Linked DNA regions of Mus musculus: region 2 is linked to region 1. A link is a contact called in ENCODE Hi-C or POLR2A ChIA-PET data. All regions are on one chromosome and are shown on one strand. The core of a region is the stretch at or near the end of the contact, and the rest is flanking DNA. Distances in the headings are between cores, read along the strand shown. Region 1 holds the start of Taf1a (TATA-box binding protein associated factor, RNA polymerase I, A). Region 2 overlaps Hhipl2 (hedgehog interacting protein-like 2).

Region 1 (5,139 bases), core at 1,367-3,866:
TTCATGTGTTGGGAACCAAGGCCCTGCACTTTGCGTATGGTGCTAATATGCCAGGAGCTCTTTATACATCTGGCCTCTCTCTCTCAAGATGGCTAGCCTGGGTTTCTTTCCATGGTGGCTCAGGGTACCAAACAAGGAGGGAAAAGGTGAAGTCATGCCTTCTAAAGCAGTTTTTCCCCAAGTCTCAGCCTAGGGTAGGAGCCTAACCCATATACTTCAGGAAAGTTGTAGTTGGATAAAGGTCTTCTCTAAACTGCCATGCAAGTTGGCTCTGACTTTATGCTTTTATTTTTTGCCACATTTTTTGTGATGGAGTGAAAGTTATTTGTGACATTTTCAATTGCTTGGTTGAATGAAGCTCATTTTTTAATCCAGGAAAGGTTCATAGGAATAATATTTTCTGAGACACTTTCAAAGCTTCCAGAAGATGTAGTTCATCACCATGACTTTAGTGAAAAGCAGTTGTACTTTCCTCCCCGTTGTAATACACATTCTTTAAGATTGGAGTCTAGAAAGCTGCTGTAGAAAGCTGCTGTGCAGACCCCTTCTCCAGACATTATCATCTAGGACTGTGCTGTGGGAACAGGAAGTGGTCTGAACTGAAGTGGTCTGAACCGGAAATGGTATGTAAGGACTAGAGAGAGAATGGATGATGAAGAGATGTTTGAAAACTTTGACATTGAAAGACCTCTGAAGGGAGACCCTCACTCAAGTCTCAGGATAATAGCAGACCCCCAAGAACTCACGAGAGACAAAGCTTGATGCAAACCACATGAGGCTTTATTTGGGGGAAAGCCAGAGCTCTGGGGACGACTCATATCCCACGTAGGGGAAGAGGAGTCGACCCCAAGGGGAAAGGGGTACCAGTTTTTATAGGCCCTTAGGGGGGAAAGGAGAAGGAGGGAGTAGGGGATTACCCAATCTAAACAATGTCTATTCTCAAGAAATGGGTATGGGAGGGGTACAAGGAAAGAGTCTGCTGCAGGTGCAGCAACCCTGGATTGGCCCCAGCTGTGGTTGCTGTGGAGATTTTCCGACTCTTCCTCAGCAACCAATATCACAAACACCTGGCAATGGGCTTCATCAGTGGGCACACACATGGGTTCAAGGAACGGTCAGAACATTGGCAGACACATGGGTTCTAGGAGTGGCCAGAGCATTGTGTACCTCTATTTTTCTAAACCAGTGAAGCTAGTTCTGCTAACAATGAATCTATTTTGCCAATTTCAGGGCTTCTGTGACCTTTTACATTCTGCCAGGATCTTTCAACATCACAACATCCTCCCACCCCTTTTTTGAGACAGGGTTTCTCTGTGTAGCCCTGGCTGTCCTGGAACTCCCTCTGTGGACCAGGCTGGCCTCGAACTCAGAAATCTGCCTGCCTCCCTCCCTCCTGAGTGTTGGGATTAAAGGCACGCACCACTACTGCTAGTATTTTCCCCCATTTTTATGAGCATGACCAAAATCAGCTGAGTCATTTTGATAAATCAAGATTCCAGATGACAAGCTAATCATTATCTTGGTGTGTGTGTGTGTGACTGCCCCTCCTTTGTCACATAGTTTAGCTTTGCCTGTAGTTAGGAGTATAGGTTTAAAGGCCCAGGCATAGAGGCACATGCCTTTAATCCCAGCACTTGGAAGCCAGACTGATTTCTGGGTTGAGGCCATCCTGGTCTACAGACTAAGTTCTAGGACAGCTAGGGCAATGCTGAAACATGGTCTTAGAAACAAAAATAAAACAAAACAAAAACTCAGCAACAAAAAGAAACAGTAAGGGCAAAGACACAAAGAACTGTATAAATAACTTTTCTCTAGTGCCTATGAGCACTGCATACTGTTTACATAGAAAACACGGAATAAAATACCCATCGCATTAAAAAAAAAAAAACAACTCTTCATACAAAGTCTTTTTATAGACCCTTAGGTTTCTATGATACTCGGATTCTGTTCTCGAGCAGTAAATTCAAAGTTCCAGAGGAGTCCATGCCATCACTTATGCAGCCTTCAGTACGTTCTTTTTTATTTTAGTTCCAATAACTTTAAAGTTGTCTTCCTGTAGCTTTTACTCATTAATGCGTGTTTTCACCACTGGTGCCAGTCTGTTCATTTAACGGATCAGCCCTTGAAAATACATCTGCCATTCTCCATGGTCCTTTTCAAAGGCTTAACAATTCCACTATCTACCTCCAGAATTAACACATGGCTGTGAATGTCTCTCATGAAAGTGGGATCCAGACCCATCCCTACAACAATCCACGTTGAAAAGGAAAAAGATTCTTGCTCAAACTGTGAGGCAGGAAGTCACTTAAATCAGATGCTAGCAGCAACTGGGATCGGCTATGCGTTCCCTTGTCACACTCGACTTTGCGATGGAAATCTTCCAATTTCGTTAAGGCTCAGGCTAAATTGTCAATCTGGGCCAAACCAATGGGGAGGCGGAAGTCAACATCCACTTCCGGGCCTCGTCCGGAAGCCTCTTCAGAGCTGGATAGGCTCTGCATCTTTCCCACAGGTAACGCTCCTGTGGGGGCGTGGCCACGCATGCGCACTACCTGAATGCCCACCAGGCTGGTTCTGCGCAAGCTCCCAGGAAGCGCTCGTTAACTGCTTCCGGACAGGGTTTTCCGGGGCGGCGAACAACGTGGAGTCGGGCGACTCTGGAGCTTGGATTTAGCGGCTCGCGGGCTCCGTACGCCTTGCGCTTTCAGTGAAACAGGAAAAGGTGTGTGAGCCTCCTGCTTGTTCCTTCTGCGGTTTCCTCTTGACTTTGTGCTCCTGGGCTCTGAGACCGTAAGTTACAGAGATCGTGAACTTTTGGTTACCGTGGCAACAGCCACCACGCCAACCTTCCCCAGGCCAGTTTGAGTCTTTGAGGGCCAAGGAAGGATTTGCGTTGTCTCCTTACCGTGTGTGGTAAGGTCGATTTCTAATTCAGGTGCTATTTCAAACTTTTTCGCGGAACGGCTGAGATTGATTTTTTTTAAAGGCCTAATCTGGATTTAAGGCGGAGAAACAAAATTTGAGGCTGGCCAACTCTTTGGGAGATGGGTCAGCAGGTAGTGGCAATTACTGTCAAGCCGGGTGAGTTCGATCCCCGGATCTACACAGTTGAAGGACCCCTCTAGATGATTCTCTGACCTCCACGCGTGCGCCGTGGCTTCTTCCGACAATAAACAAAGTGTAATATTAAAAAAAGAAATCGTACCGGGCGGTGGTTGCGCACGCCTTTAATCCCAGTACTTGGGAGGCAGAGGCAGGCGGATTCCTGAGTTCGAGGCCAGCCTGTCTACAGAGTGAGTTCCAGGACAGCCAGGGCTACACAGAGAAACCCTGTCTCGGAAAAAAACAAAACAAAACACCCCCAAAAAGAAAAGAAAGAAATCGTTTGTCAGCAGGCTTCAGGTTCGATCTCTAGCACCGCAGAAAACAAAGAAAGCAACGCCAGTTGATAAGGGTGAGGGTACCGAACTAGGGTGATGCTGTGGGATTGCAGAAGGGAGGGACGCGTTCAGTGGAATTCGTAGCTTCAGTATTTGATGGATACGCAGAACAAGGGTCTTGAGCATTTTGACATTTAAATCCATGTCCAGTGGCATGTAGCTGCTTTTGTCGAGTCATTTCTTTGCCATGGGCCGCTGCCGACCCCCTTACGTTTTTTGTCATACCGGCTCGTCTGTGTGCTTTGTGTTTCCCAGACTTTTGTCTTCACCGTTTCTCAGTCCTAACTTGGAAGGAAATACGGTTGCTGCTATGATTATCTTAGATAACTTATGGGCTATTTATGTGGTTAAGTTCCGAATACATACTAGCAACTGCTGCTACTGTACGTGCGTGTTATATATTCTTTTTTTTTTTTTAAGATTTATTTATTTATTATATGTAAGTACACTGTAGCTGTCTTCAGACACTCCAGAAGAGGGCGTCAGATCTTGTTACAGATGGTTGTGAGCCACCATGTGGTTGCTGGGATTTGAACTCCGGACCTTCGGAAGAGCAGTCGGGTGCTCTTACCCACTGAGCCATCTCACCAGCCCCGTGTGTTATATATTCTTAAGCTTCTTTCTGTAGCTCGAGTTTTTTACTTTGCAATTAAGGATGTTTCGTTTCTGTATGTACTTGATACATAGCTGTACTGTATTTTTTTAAAAACGATTTTTATTTTACTTTTATCTTCTGTGTATGAGTGTTTGCCACATTTATGCACACTGCTGTGTACCTGTTGAGGAGGTTGGATGCCTTGGAACTGGGGTTCCAGAAGGCTCTGAACTGCTGTATGGGTGCTGGGAACTGAACCCAGGTCCTCTTGAAGAACAGCAAGTGCTCTTGGCTGCTGAGCCATGTCTCCAGTCCCCACTCTTCTTTTTTTCTTTTTTAAAGTGGAACTTTAGTTTCACCTGTTGCCGACCTAAACAGATTGAATGCATACTTAAAAAAACAACCTGACAGGTACAATGAGTTGCTACTCAAATGATCCTCATTAGACAAAGAGGTAGCTGCTTCAGTTTCCGGTGGGTTAGCATGTGCTGAAGCTAACTAATACTCTCTGGAATAGATGATGAGTGATTTCGGTGAAGAGTTGACAAAGCTGGCTGTGGCAGAGGATAACCCAGAAACGTCGGTGCTCTCTAAAACGGGAATGCATTTCCCATGGCTTCACAAGCACGTTGAAGCTGTAGGTAAGTGAGACAGCGTTGAAGCTGTAGGTAAGTGAGACAGCGTGGAAGCTGTGGGTGAGTGAGACAGCGTTGAAGCTGTGGGTGAGTGAGACAGCGTTGAAGCTGTGGGTGAGTGAGACAGCGTGGAAGCTGTGGGTGAGTGAGACAGCGTGGAAGCTGTGGGTGAGTGAGACAGCGTGGAAGCTGTGGGTGAGTGAGACAGCGTGGAAGCTGTGGGTGAGTGAGACAGCGTGGAAGCTGTGGGTGAGTGAGACAGCGTGGAAGCTGTGGGTGAGTGACACAGCGTGGAAGCTGTGGGTGAGTGACACAGCGTGGAAGCTGTGGGTGAGTGACACAGCGTTGAAGCTGTGGGTGAGTGAGACAGCGTTGAAGCTGTGGGTGAGTGACACAGCGTTGAAGCCTTTCACTCCTCCACCAGGAAGCATTAGGAGTGAACACAGACACAGAATGGATACCCAGGCGA
Region 2 (5,139 bases), core at 1,559-4,058, 50 kb after region 1:
GGCAGAAGTCACCCATGACCTCTTGGTCATCTTGGCCGATGAGACCTGAGACAGGAGAATGCTTCACTGAGTGCATAATGCTGTCCATTCTGAGTCTGGGACTCAGACAGTCAAGAAGCCTGGGTGGCGGTGGGCTGTTTTCTGTGTGGTCTTTTCCCTCCCTGGGAAATCTTGCTGTCTACTGAAGAAACATGAGCCTGGTCTGCGGGCAGCATTTCTGTGGAGATACCACAGCCCACAGGACCTTGCACGTGGCTTATGGCATGTCCAGTGTGCATACCTGCCTGGCATCCCACCTGACATCCTTTCTACCTGGGGTAATAAATTACCTTTGGCTTACACGTACACATCCTTTGATCTCAGTGTTTGGCAATGGGGAATCTAGCATGTTTCAGCCAGCTTGCTTTAGCAGCTCGCTCCTCTCTGCTGCTGCCTGTGACTGGCTCCTATGTAAGCCCTCTGGAAGATAGATGGCCCCTTTCTTTCCTCCAGACAGAAGCCTGTGAACTGAAGACAAGGAGGCTTGCCTCTGATCCTCCAGCAGTTGTTATTTGGGTTCAGCTAATGGCCAATAAACACAACTGCATTCCATTTGGGGTCCTCTGTTTGCCCTCTCTGTATGCTTCATTTTGAAATCTCCTGATCTTGCTTAGCCTTGCTGTACAACTCTGTGGGAGATAAGGAAGGTGGGGGCTTCTTGACTGGACTTCCCAGTCACAGAGCAGCCAGGCAGTGCTCCATCTCAAAACAGTAAAGCCTGCAGCTTTTGAACTACAGGAGGAATGGAGAACTATAGGGTGTGTGTGTGGAGGGGTGGTTGTGATGGTGGAGAGATGGCTCAGAAATCAAGAGCACTTACTGCTCTTCCAGAGGACTTGGGTTCAGTCCCACGCACCCACAAGGCACCTTACAACTGCCTCTCACTCCAGATCCAGGGGATCTGATATACATGGGATATGTATGCATACATGCAGGCAAAATATCTGTACCCACTAAAAATATAACTAAGAGAGGGAGCAGGATTCTGACAGGTCTCTCTCCAAATCAGGAACAACATCCAGGACAGCATGGATGCTTAGTTTAAAGAGAACACAGTGTCGTGTACCAGGGCTGCTATGGCTTTTAGAGGTGATGTGGGCACCGCTCTAACGGGGCTGAACATACTCTGAAGGGTTTTTTTCTTTCTGATAGAAACAAGCTGTACCTTTCTCTTCCGAAGGTACACTCACTAGATCGACACTCCTGAGCCTCTTCGCTTCGTGCTCTTCTATCTTTATGGAAGATTCGCAGTATTACCCATCTCTTCTCGAACTCCATTTTCAGGTCTTGTTCATCCACCCCTCCCCCTCTCCTAGGTTCACCCGCACCCCTTTCCTTATTAACAGTTCTCGCAAGTACTCTGCAGGTTAGAAATAAACTCCAGGCTGTAGCTCTGAGATCTCAGACTTCTTACTTTTCAGATGTCTACGGAGGCCAGAAGAGGGTGTCGGAACCACGGGACTCAGGATTCCGGGTGCTGAGAACTGAAGGGGGATTCTGGGGGCATTTACAAGAGCAGAACGTGGAGAGTTATTTTTTCAGCTCTATTCTGAACTCTGTTCGAATGGGACGATGGTGGGTGGGTCTAGGGAACAGAGGTGAAAGGATTCTCTGAAATTCTGGGAAGCTGGGCGGGCGTGGGGAGGGGCGGAGAGTTTCCCTGGCCCAGAGTTCTTGCCGAACTAATCATGGATAGTCACCCAGCGAGCTTTCACGGAAGGGCACAGTGAGGCCAACGTGTGTTCCGTTTCCTCAAAATTTATGGAGTTGAAAGGCTCAGGAGGGAAAGAAAACAAAAAACAAGGACCAGCTGGTGGGGACGGGGCTGGGGGCCGGGGTAGCAGCGACCGGAGAATGATAAGGTGGTCCGAGTTCTGGCTGGAGACATCTCGGATGAAGCCAGAGTGCTTGGCTGTGGTGCAGAGAACCACTTTAGGAGAGGACACTAAGGAGCAGAGCTGGGGTTTATTATGAAGACGCTTTTAACACAGATTAAAGCATGGGTGTTAGAGGAGGCTGGACGCTTAGAGCAAGGTCGGTTGACACACAGCGTGGGCCCGGGGGTCTCGGTTACAGCCTTGTGCGCGATTGTGGTGGCTCCTGAAACGCATTAAAGCTTTCTTGGGAACTTTCTTTATCCTCTTTCCCTTTTGGTAAATGGGTACACAGAGCTCCTGAGACACCTTGGATAGCATTATACTCTGATAAGCTAAAACCACACTAGCAAAGAGGGGAAATTAATTATAATTATACATTTTATTTCATCCAGCATGTTCCAACACTGTAAGCAGTTAAGTCTTCCTAATGACAGAGTTTACATTCTTTCTCTTCTTTAGTTCTGAGTTTTCTAAGTGGAGGTATGGTTGTTCTCATCTTAATTCGGTAAGGTCATACTTCAAACGGCCTTCAGTCTGTGTATCCTTTATCAAGCCCTGGCCCTGAGATCTGGGTGAAAAATCCCTAGCCCGGAAAATTCATGAGTTCAGAAAAGATTCTTGGCGCTCTACCCCAAGTGTCCCAGCTCAGAGGGTGTTCTAGCATCCAAGAAAAAAACAAAACAAAACAAAAAACAGAGAACGGCTCTAACCAGGAAAGCAGTCGGGAACTTTCGTTTTGGGAGTCCCTCCTCCACCCTTGCCCTTGGCAGGACAGGACTTTGGAGCCATACTGGGCTGGCGAGCTGGGGCTGCCACGTGTCGGCCACAGCGCAGGGCGGTGTCCGGGTCCAGCGGGCCACAGTCCCAAGGCCAAGTGTGGGAGGCTCAGCGGGTCCTCGTCCTCAGCCATGGTTAGAGTGGCACCACAGCGCCTCTCACCGGCCGACCCGCGTAACTGCAGGCCTGGCGCCTCCGGGTTGCCAGAGGCCAAGTTTGCTTCCAGGAGCGCTTTGCCTTAGAAAGAGACGGTGGAACTTCAAAGCTCCATTTCTGGCGAACCAAGTAAAAACCTGGTTCAGTAGTAAGCCCCCAACCCCATCCACCTTCCTCTTGCTTTTGTTATATTCCAGGATTTCCCCTGCCCCTTGCTGCGCCACTTCTAAAATACCTGGCATCCATGTGCATTTCTTTGGAAGCATCCCCAGGCACTAACATCTTAGGAATCCTTTCCCCATTGCATCTTTTCTGCTTGTTTAAGTGATGTTTTTATTCTTGGAGAGTTCCAAATTATATCCAGTCACCTACCGCCTCCTCTAGCTCTCTCTAGGGCCTCGATCCCTCTCCTTTCCCCTTCGCGTCTTTTACTTTTTTTTGTTATCGATCACCCCTTGAACACAACAGGTGCTGCCCATACGCACATGAACGTGGACCACCCACTAGGGCATGAGCAACCGTTCAGTGGCCTGGTCCCTCGGCAGCTACCTCATAGCTTCTCCTGTGTGGTGGTGGGGCCCATGCTGTAATTTTGACTGGCTCGATTTTGTGCTGGTAACCACAGCTAATGTGATTCCATGCATGCAACAGCCATTTCATGCCTAAAAAGTGAGTGTTTCGCAATTCTCTCCCCTTCTCTCCCCCTACCCCCAGTCTCCAGCTTTTGACATTCCATCTGCCCCTTCTGTGAAGTTCCCTGAGCACTGGATTGTGGGAGGTTGGTGTGGATGATCCATCTGTAGCCGAGTGCCCAGTTATTTATACTTGGCACTTTGACCTGTTATGAATCTTTACATGAACCACGACCCACGGCCAAAGGAAGCTCCTCTGACTAAAGGTGAGGGAAGCAGGAATCTATGGGCACAGACATACATATTTAGAAGGTAGTGTGATAGTATGACCACTTAGCACAAAAGCAAAAACCAAACCAAACCAAACCAAGCCAAACCAAGCCAAACCAAAACATCATCATCATCATCACCACCACCACCACCATCATCAACAACAGCAGCAGCAGGTAGCCCACAACCCCTAGACAGGCCTGTGATCGCCTCAGTCTTGGGCTTTTGACCGGGTTTACAGCACCAAGGATGTCAAGGATGAATTTCCTTCTGTGGAGCAGGCCTCACATCCGACCTGAGAACGGTTGGTTACCTGCTTAGCTGTCATGTCTCTAAATTCCAGCGAGCACTTCCAGCCACCAGGTCAGTGCAGTGAGGATCACAGCTGTGTAAGACTGCTGGTGACTTTTCTCCTCCAGAGACTGGCACAGGACCTCTGGCCTGGGTAAGCTAAGCCAGCAGAGTTCCCTGGCCAGCTCGGGTTGTTTCTCTATGTTGTGCATCATAAGGGAGAGGTACCTTCGGTAATGGGGTCTCACCATCTAGTTCTGGAGGGCAACCAAGAGCAATGGCAGCAGCCTGTGTTGTGCCGGGTGCCTCTGGGGGCCCCCTTAACCATAACTCACAGGGAGGGATTGCCTGCCTGGCTCTGAGATCATTATTTATAACTTACGTCTTCTGGGGGCAGCGTTATTCACCCATGCAGAATCCTCCTGATATATATATATCCCCAAACAGCGCCACCTACTGGGACCAAACGTTTAAATACACGAGACTATGGGGATCATTTTACATTCAAGCTTGGGAACCTGAGCTCCAGACCCAGGGTTTTCAATCAGGGGTGGTTTTGCACCTCCCAGCCCAGGGAAACAATGGCAATACCTGCAGACACTTTGATAGTTGTAACAGGATGGAGTCGGGGGTTGGGGTTGCGACTGGCATTTCCTCAGCAAAAGATAGGGGTACTGTTAGATGCTTGTGGTGAGCAGACAGCTTCACAGTAACACAGACCGCTTTGACCCAGTGGTGCCAAGGTCAAGAAATCTCAGTCTCTACATATCTGTAAGGCACTGGAAGTCTGGAGCTGGCAGTGCTGAACCAGCTCGGGCTTCATGCAGCGACAGAGCATCAGCAAGGGCTGTAGAGGCCGCCTGTCCAGAAGCCTATCTATTCTCTTTTGTTTTTTCTCTCATGATCATGTATTTTTTAAATTTCCTTTGATAGCAGTGCCATACATGTGGAGACCAGAGGATGCATTTGAACTGATAAGGACTAGGTAGAACTGAAGGGCTAGATGGAATGTTAAGGCCTAGGTATAACGTTAAGCCTAAGTAACTCTTACGTGGCTAGCCTGCCATTTTGCGCTGTTACTAGTATTATAAGGAAAC

What was found. A loop is a pair of places that touch in the nucleus more often than their neighbours do. ChIA-PET counts read pairs that join two places held with the same protein, here RNA polymerase II (POLR2A).
Region 2: a loop to region 1 is called in a map of heart, with 7 times the contacts of the local background. The contact joins the enhancer-like site here to the promoter of Taf1a in region 1. A Hi-C loop is called at or near these places in 1 of 37 maps with a recorded cell type or tissue (heart). POLR2A ChIA-PET finds 5 or more read pairs at or near these places in 1 of 5 experiments (Patski).

What each region holds. Positions count from the first base shown.
Region 1 is chr1:183,386,369-183,391,507 of GRCm38, forward strand. It overlaps Taf1a (TATA-box binding protein associated factor, RNA polymerase I, A), which reads left to right and starts at 2,617. Exons shown (of 11, transcript NM_001277959.1): 1 at 2,617-2,790; 2 at 4,553-4,676. The coding sequence starts at 4,553.
Region 2 is chr1:183,436,463-183,441,601 of GRCm38, forward strand. Hhipl2 (hedgehog interacting protein-like 2) reads left to right here. Exons shown (of 9, transcript NM_030175.5): 9 at 1-591. The coding sequence ends at 18. Among named protein-coding and RNA genes, the nearest start is that of Hhipl2, 21 kb to the left of the region's middle. Within about 2 kb of position 2,809, at least 1 of the 3 ENCODE cell types and tissues checked has a DNase peak (open chromatin) inside an H3K27ac peak, as active enhancers do.